Regions from separate parts of the Homo sapiens genome. Here region 1 is linked to region 2. Evidence: read pairs that join two places in POLR2A ChIA-PET (ENCODE). Cell type or tissue: Caco-2. All regions are shown on one strand. Each heading gives the region's core, and the rest is flanking DNA. Links, peaks and the distances in the headings are about the cores only. Region 1 holds the start of PLEK2 (pleckstrin 2). Region 2 overlaps PLEKHH1 (pleckstrin homology, MyTH4 and FERM domain containing H1).

What was found. ChIA-PET counts read pairs that join two places held together with the same protein. Peaks named below come from ENCODE experiments on the same cell type or tissue, not always from the same donor. Only the 100,000 strongest peaks of a DNase experiment are listed, where the experiment ranks them.
Region 1: POLR2A ChIA-PET joins it to region 2 with 7 read pairs; 5 of 35 experiments call an interaction of 5 or more read pairs at or near these places.

Annotation. Positions count from the first base shown.
Region 1 is chr14:67,411,176-67,413,981 of GRCh38, reverse strand. It overlaps PLEK2 (pleckstrin 2), which reads left to right and starts at 1,817. Exons shown (of 9, transcript NM_016445.3): 1 at 1,817-1,964. The coding sequence starts at 1,923. It also overlaps a transcript of GPHN not described here. In Caco-2, for the core only: no CTCF peak of the experiment used is centred there; DNase peaks (open chromatin) are centred at 1,711 and 2,058; H3K4me3 peaks cover 1,454 bases.
Region 2 is chr14:67,540,505-67,543,310 of GRCh38, reverse strand. It overlaps PLEKHH1 (pleckstrin homology, MyTH4 and FERM domain containing H1), which reads right to left. Exons shown (of 29, transcript NM_020715.3): 2 at 1,318-1,477. The coding sequence starts at 1,443. It also overlaps a transcript of GPHN not described here. Among named protein-coding and RNA genes, the nearest start is that of PLEKHH1, 8.6 kb to the right of the region's middle. RefSeq lists an enhancer at 1,036-1,095. In Caco-2, for the core only: no CTCF peak of the experiment used is centred there; a DNase peak (open chromatin) is centred at 1,310; H3K4me3 peaks cover 1,273 bases.

The DNA of each region.
Region 1 (2,806 bases), core at 213-2,712, 130 kb after region 2:
TAGGAGGCAAGAGTATTTGCAATGCCCTGGAGCTGCATAACCTTGGGCAAGTTATTTAACTACTTGGATTCAGTTTCCTTGACTGGAAAATGACATAATAAACACCTCATGGGGTTGTTGTACTTTAGATAAAACCTAGCACCTACTACTACAGGCCTGGCTTCAGAAGGTGACCAGCTGATGTTCATTCTGAATTGGAATGGAAGCCCCACTGCTTTGGGGCTTCCTGGGAAGTCTGAAGGCCAGTTAGTGCAGAAGGCTAGAGTGGGCCATTGGGCTGGCACGCAGTGACCCAGACCCTGCGAGTTTTCCTTGGGGCTGGCAGGTGGGAGTGGGGTTGGGGGGATGTAATATGTCTACTACAGACATGTAGAAGCAACACTGTGTCAAGAGCTCCAGGGCAGGGACTGGCCTGGGAGCTGGCTTCAGTCTGGTTCTGAAAGGCACCCCCCGCCTTCCACAAGCTGGTTCACCTTCTTCCTCTCTAGAGCCTTCTCTTCCCTTACAGGCATCTGAGGGCCTTTCCCATGCCTGGTGAAGAGTCCTGACAGGGCCCTTCAAACTGGAGCACAAATAATATGGACCGGCCCCATGACTCATGCCCACAATCCCAGCACTTTGGGAGGCTGAGGCAGGAGGACTGCTTGAGCCCAGGAGTTCGAGACCAGTCTGGACAATATAGTGAGACCCTGTCTCTATAAATAAAAATAAATTTTAAAAAAATGTGTGACTGTGTTCTAAGGATTGTTAGACAGAATCAGTACTATTTGACTGAGTTTCCTTCTGTTCCAGGCTCCAATATGGCCTGATAGAACATTGTTGTTGATCCTATCTATTTAAAATGTTAGCATTTTGTTCATCGTGGATTTTTTGACATTAATTTTGATTTTAAAAAATGCATTAAAATATTATTTTTCTAGGTCTTACACGGTGGCTCTTGCCTGTAATCCCAGCACTTTGGGAAGCCCAGGCCGGAGGATTGCTTGAGGCCAGGAATCAAGACCAGCCTGGGCAACATAGCAACACCCTATCTCTACGAAAAATAAAAATAAACCAGCCAGGCATGGTGGTGCACTCCTGTAGTCCTAGCTACTTGGGGAGCTGAGGCAGGAGGATCTTAAGCCCAGAGTTTAAGGCTGCAGTGAGCTATGATCACACCACTGCACTCCAGCCTGGGTGACAGAGAAAGACCCTGTCTCAAAAAACAAACAAAAAACCCCAAAAAACCAATCATCTCTCTCTATATATAATTTGTCTAGGTTACTGGACTCCTTGGTGCCCCCTTAAATTTTGTCCTTAATGATGGAATTTTCGGCTTCATCTTTTTTGAGGGAGCGGGGTATATCCTGCGGACAGGGGGCCCTGCAAACTGTGCCTGCCGCCTTAAAACTGTGACCTTCCTGTTACTGAGAGGTCTTCTCTGCCCCCATCAGAGGCCAGGATAAAATTCCCATACCAGTTTCGGCTCACCCACTGTCCCATCTCCTACTTGCAATGAGCTCAGGAATGGCTCCAAATCCTGGAGTCCTGTCGGTTATGTTCAATTCGATAAGCGTTCCTCGAGGGCAATGCGCTAAGTGCCCGGGAAGCACCTGGCGAAGGACGCTGAGCAGAGAGACTGGAACAGTGAGGGGCGCGGGGCGCACCTGGATGGGGCGGGGTTGGCCGCTCTGTACCTGGAGGACCAACCACCGACCCTGGAGCACCTTTGGGTGGAAACGTCACGTCAGAAATCCCGACTTGGTCTGACTTCCTGCCCCGGGGCCTCAGGCTCTGGACACGCGCCAGGGAGGCGTCGCCCTGCCGCGTCGGAGCTGCTTCCTGGGCGCCGTGGGCGCGGACTGCGCGGGCTGCGCGGGTGCCGAGGAGCGCGAGGCGCGGGGAAGGCGCACCTGGGGTGGCCCTGGCGTGCGGGCGGCGACATGGAGGACGGCGTGCTCAAGGAGGGCTTCCTGGTCAAGAGGGTGAGTGCGCGTCGAGCTTCGGGACATTGCCCGGGTGGGGCCCCGCCGACGCGGCTCCCTAGAGCGGGGCCAGACGCGCGCCCCGGAACGGGCATGCTCTGGTTCCCATCCCCAACCCCCATGGTGGGACCGGGCCGCCTGTGGCCCTGATGGGCAGAGCTGCATGTCCGAGGGGACGCGGGGTAAGCGGTGGCTCAGCGCACAGGCAAGGAGGAGAATCCCACTTGGTTAGCGCAGTATGGAGTCGGGGCAGGGGTACTGAAGCGTGTGTCTTAATTAAAACTTGTTAAAATATTATGAATGGTATGATATTTAAATAATATTTACTAAGATAATATAGGCGTGCTCTGTAATTTACAACCTGTGAAGGAGGAATGCTACTATGTGTCTTAAGCACTTACTGTTGGCCAGCCCTGGATATTGTCTCATGTCATCCTCCCAGCAGCCCTGCTTTCATCAAGGGGGAAAACGAAGCCCAGAGGAGTTAGGGAACTTGCTCGGGGCGGTGAAGGCAGTGGGTGGTGGAGCCAGGATCGGGATCAGACCCACTCAGGTTGACCCAAACCTTTACTGCCTCCCCAGTGCCATACACGGTGGGTACTGACATCACTCTATTACAGACGGGGAAACTGAGGACCAGAAAGATGAAGTAGCTTGCCCAGAGCTCCAGAGCCAGTAATAGCTGGGACAGGAACTGCATGTTCTGACCTCCCCTCCTCAGTCCTTCCCCACCACCCCAGGTGGCCCAGGGCAAACGAGTGCAAACAAAAACTCAGTGCCTGGGATTATGGTAGAAGATGAACAAAAGAGCAGCTGCAAAAGGAAGTTTGTTATTTCAAAAT
Region 2 (2,806 bases), core at 90-2,589:
CAGGACCACTCCCCTTAGCCATGGTGATGCCACTGATTTGTCCTGCTGGACTCCAGCTATCAATAAAACAGGTCATCCATTTGGGCTTTACTAATTGAGACTTTGACATTCTTTGGAGAGGTGTGAGCTGAATTTTCCCTTTGTACTTATGAAAGAAGGGTTTGCTAAGCAGATGGATACTATAAACAAAACTATACATATAATGATTGATTCACTTAATTTTAAGTGCAGGTCTTCACTCTCTAGATGGGTTATGCTCCAGAATGCCTCTGAAAGTTAGCAGTTTAGAATGTATCTTCCAGCTGAGCGCAGTGGCTCATGTCTGTAATCCCAGCACTTTGAGAGGCTGAGGTGATCACCTGAGGCGAGGATCACCTGAGGTTGGGAGTTCGAGACCAGCCTGACCAACATGGAGAAACCACGTCTCTACTAATAACACAAAATTAGCCGGGCGTGGTGGTGCATGCCTGTAGTCCCAGCTACTCCGGAGGCTGAGGCAGGAGAATCGCTTGAGCCCAGGAGGCGGAGATTGTGGCGAGCTGCGATGGCGCCATTGCACTCCAGCCTGGGCAACAAGAGCGAAACTCCATCTCAATAAATGAATAAATAAAATAAAATAAAATAAAATAAAATAGAATGTTATCTTCCCACAGAAACATTAGGAAAGGTGGTCAGTTTCCCAGACCAGCCCACCCAAACCTGTAAATAAAATAATTATTCCCATTTAAGACCTATTCTATGTCAGGACCTTTACATATGTGATCTGATATAATTCTCAAAATAACTCTTAGAAGTAGACATTTGTGTTTTTTTGCCTTAGAGGTGAAGGGACTTGCCCAGGGTCATCTAGCCAGTAAGTGGCAGAGCCAAGTTAGGTCTGGCTCCAAAGCCTGTGTCCTTGTTACCAGGAAAGCAGAACACCTCCTGTAGCTCATTTATTTAACAAAGGGTGAGAGGAAGGGTAGAGATTTCTGTTTTCTCCCGAAACACCGTCCTTCCCCACACTGAGAAAGAAACGTTAAGGGAATAATAGAACCTCTCCGCTGCAGCCACAGGTGACTCCGGAAGTGATGGGGGACCGAGAAGATTGGCAGCATGTCTTTGGTGTGCCTTAATGAGCGAGCAAAGACGCAAGCAAGATAACAGCTTAGTAAACTGCTCGGACTTTGGTCTTAAACTACCTTGGGTTTCATTTTGCATATGGGGAAAAGCATCTTACTGAAAGTTGACTTTCCGCAACTCTCCCTCTCTCACACGGCCCTCCCTGCCATAAACCTCTGCGTGTGGAGAGGCAGCTCCCTGCTCTGAGGGACTCACCTTGTCAGCCAGCAGCTCCCTTATCTTGCTGGCCTGTAGGCGGAACCGGAAAAGCTGAGTTTCCAGGGTCAGGCAGCGTTTCTGCCAGTCTACGCTGGCCGGCGCCTCCACCTTGAGTTCTGCCATGATGGAATCGACTTCTGGATTATTCTGGGGAGCCCTAAGAACCAGCATGCAGAAAGAGGAAAAGATAAATAAGCGTGTGAGGAAGAGTTCTGTGGGGAAAGAACGGGAGGGGACCAAAGGACAGAGAAAACAGGGCTGGGGAAGAGAAAACAGGGCTGGGGAAGAGAATTGGTCACTGATCCCCAGGGCCCCTCCCTGCCTTCCTCAGCTCAGTGTGTCCCGCTCCATTGTAAGTTAGCTGAGAGCCTCAGGAAACCGCGAAACCTGAGAAACCTTAAGGAGAACCTAGTCTCATTTGGACAGAAGTGAAAAGTAGGGCTCATTTGTTTTTCAATTATCCATTATTCACACAACAAACTTATCCATTAAACAGCTACTTATATGCCTGACCCTGTGCTCTGCACTGGAGATGCAAACAGAACTAAGAGAAATTCCTTGTCTTTGTGTTTTTCAAGGAACTCTTAGGAAAATCTAATTACAATGTAGTCATAGTTGCCAAGTGACTTGCAGATAAATGGGAATGGGAGCTGGGAAAAGTGGGAGGGATGTGTTTAGGGAAGGCTTAAAGTGGGTAACAGATGCATCCAAGGTCACATAGCTAATTAGAGGCAGAACCCCGGTTCCCAGTTTATTTCTTATTCTATTTCATCTATATAAAATGTTAGATGAGAAAAAAATGGAAACAAAATATAATGCTTTGAATGTCTTTGACAATCTTCTATTTAGATGGGATTGTGTCCATTGTTATCATCGAATCATCCATCCCACTTTGGAATAGATTCTCACCATTTCCTTCAGGTTCTAAGATGCAAACCAGAAAACTGCTAGATATTTTGCTGCAACCTCTGGAGAAAGCCACAAGTCTTTGGGAAAAAAATTTGTACAAATTCAGAACAAATCAAGTAGACACCTATAGTATGTCCAGCCAGGGGAATTCACTCAGATGCCTTCTGGACATATTTAGAGAAAAAACACTGGATGCAGGATGAGAAAAGGAAGAAGGATGCATGAGTGTGCATGAGAGAGAGGGATACAGGCAGAGCAAGCAGGAGAGAATGCCTGGGAGACACATCCATCATCAGGATTTTTCAAATCCCCCTTATAGGGCATTATGATGAATGATGCTTCCCAAAAAGTATAAATTTGGTCTGTCCCAAACCATGACACATGGTCACCCTAGTAGTCAACAATTTTAAGGAATAATTGTTAATTTTTTAGGGTGATAATTTTTTTTTTTTTTTTGAGGGAGAGTCTCACTTTGTCAGCCACACTGGAGTACAATGGTGCAATTTTGGCTCACTACAACCTCTGCCTCCTGGCTTCAAGTGATTCTCATGCCTCAGCCTCCTGAGAAGCTGGATTA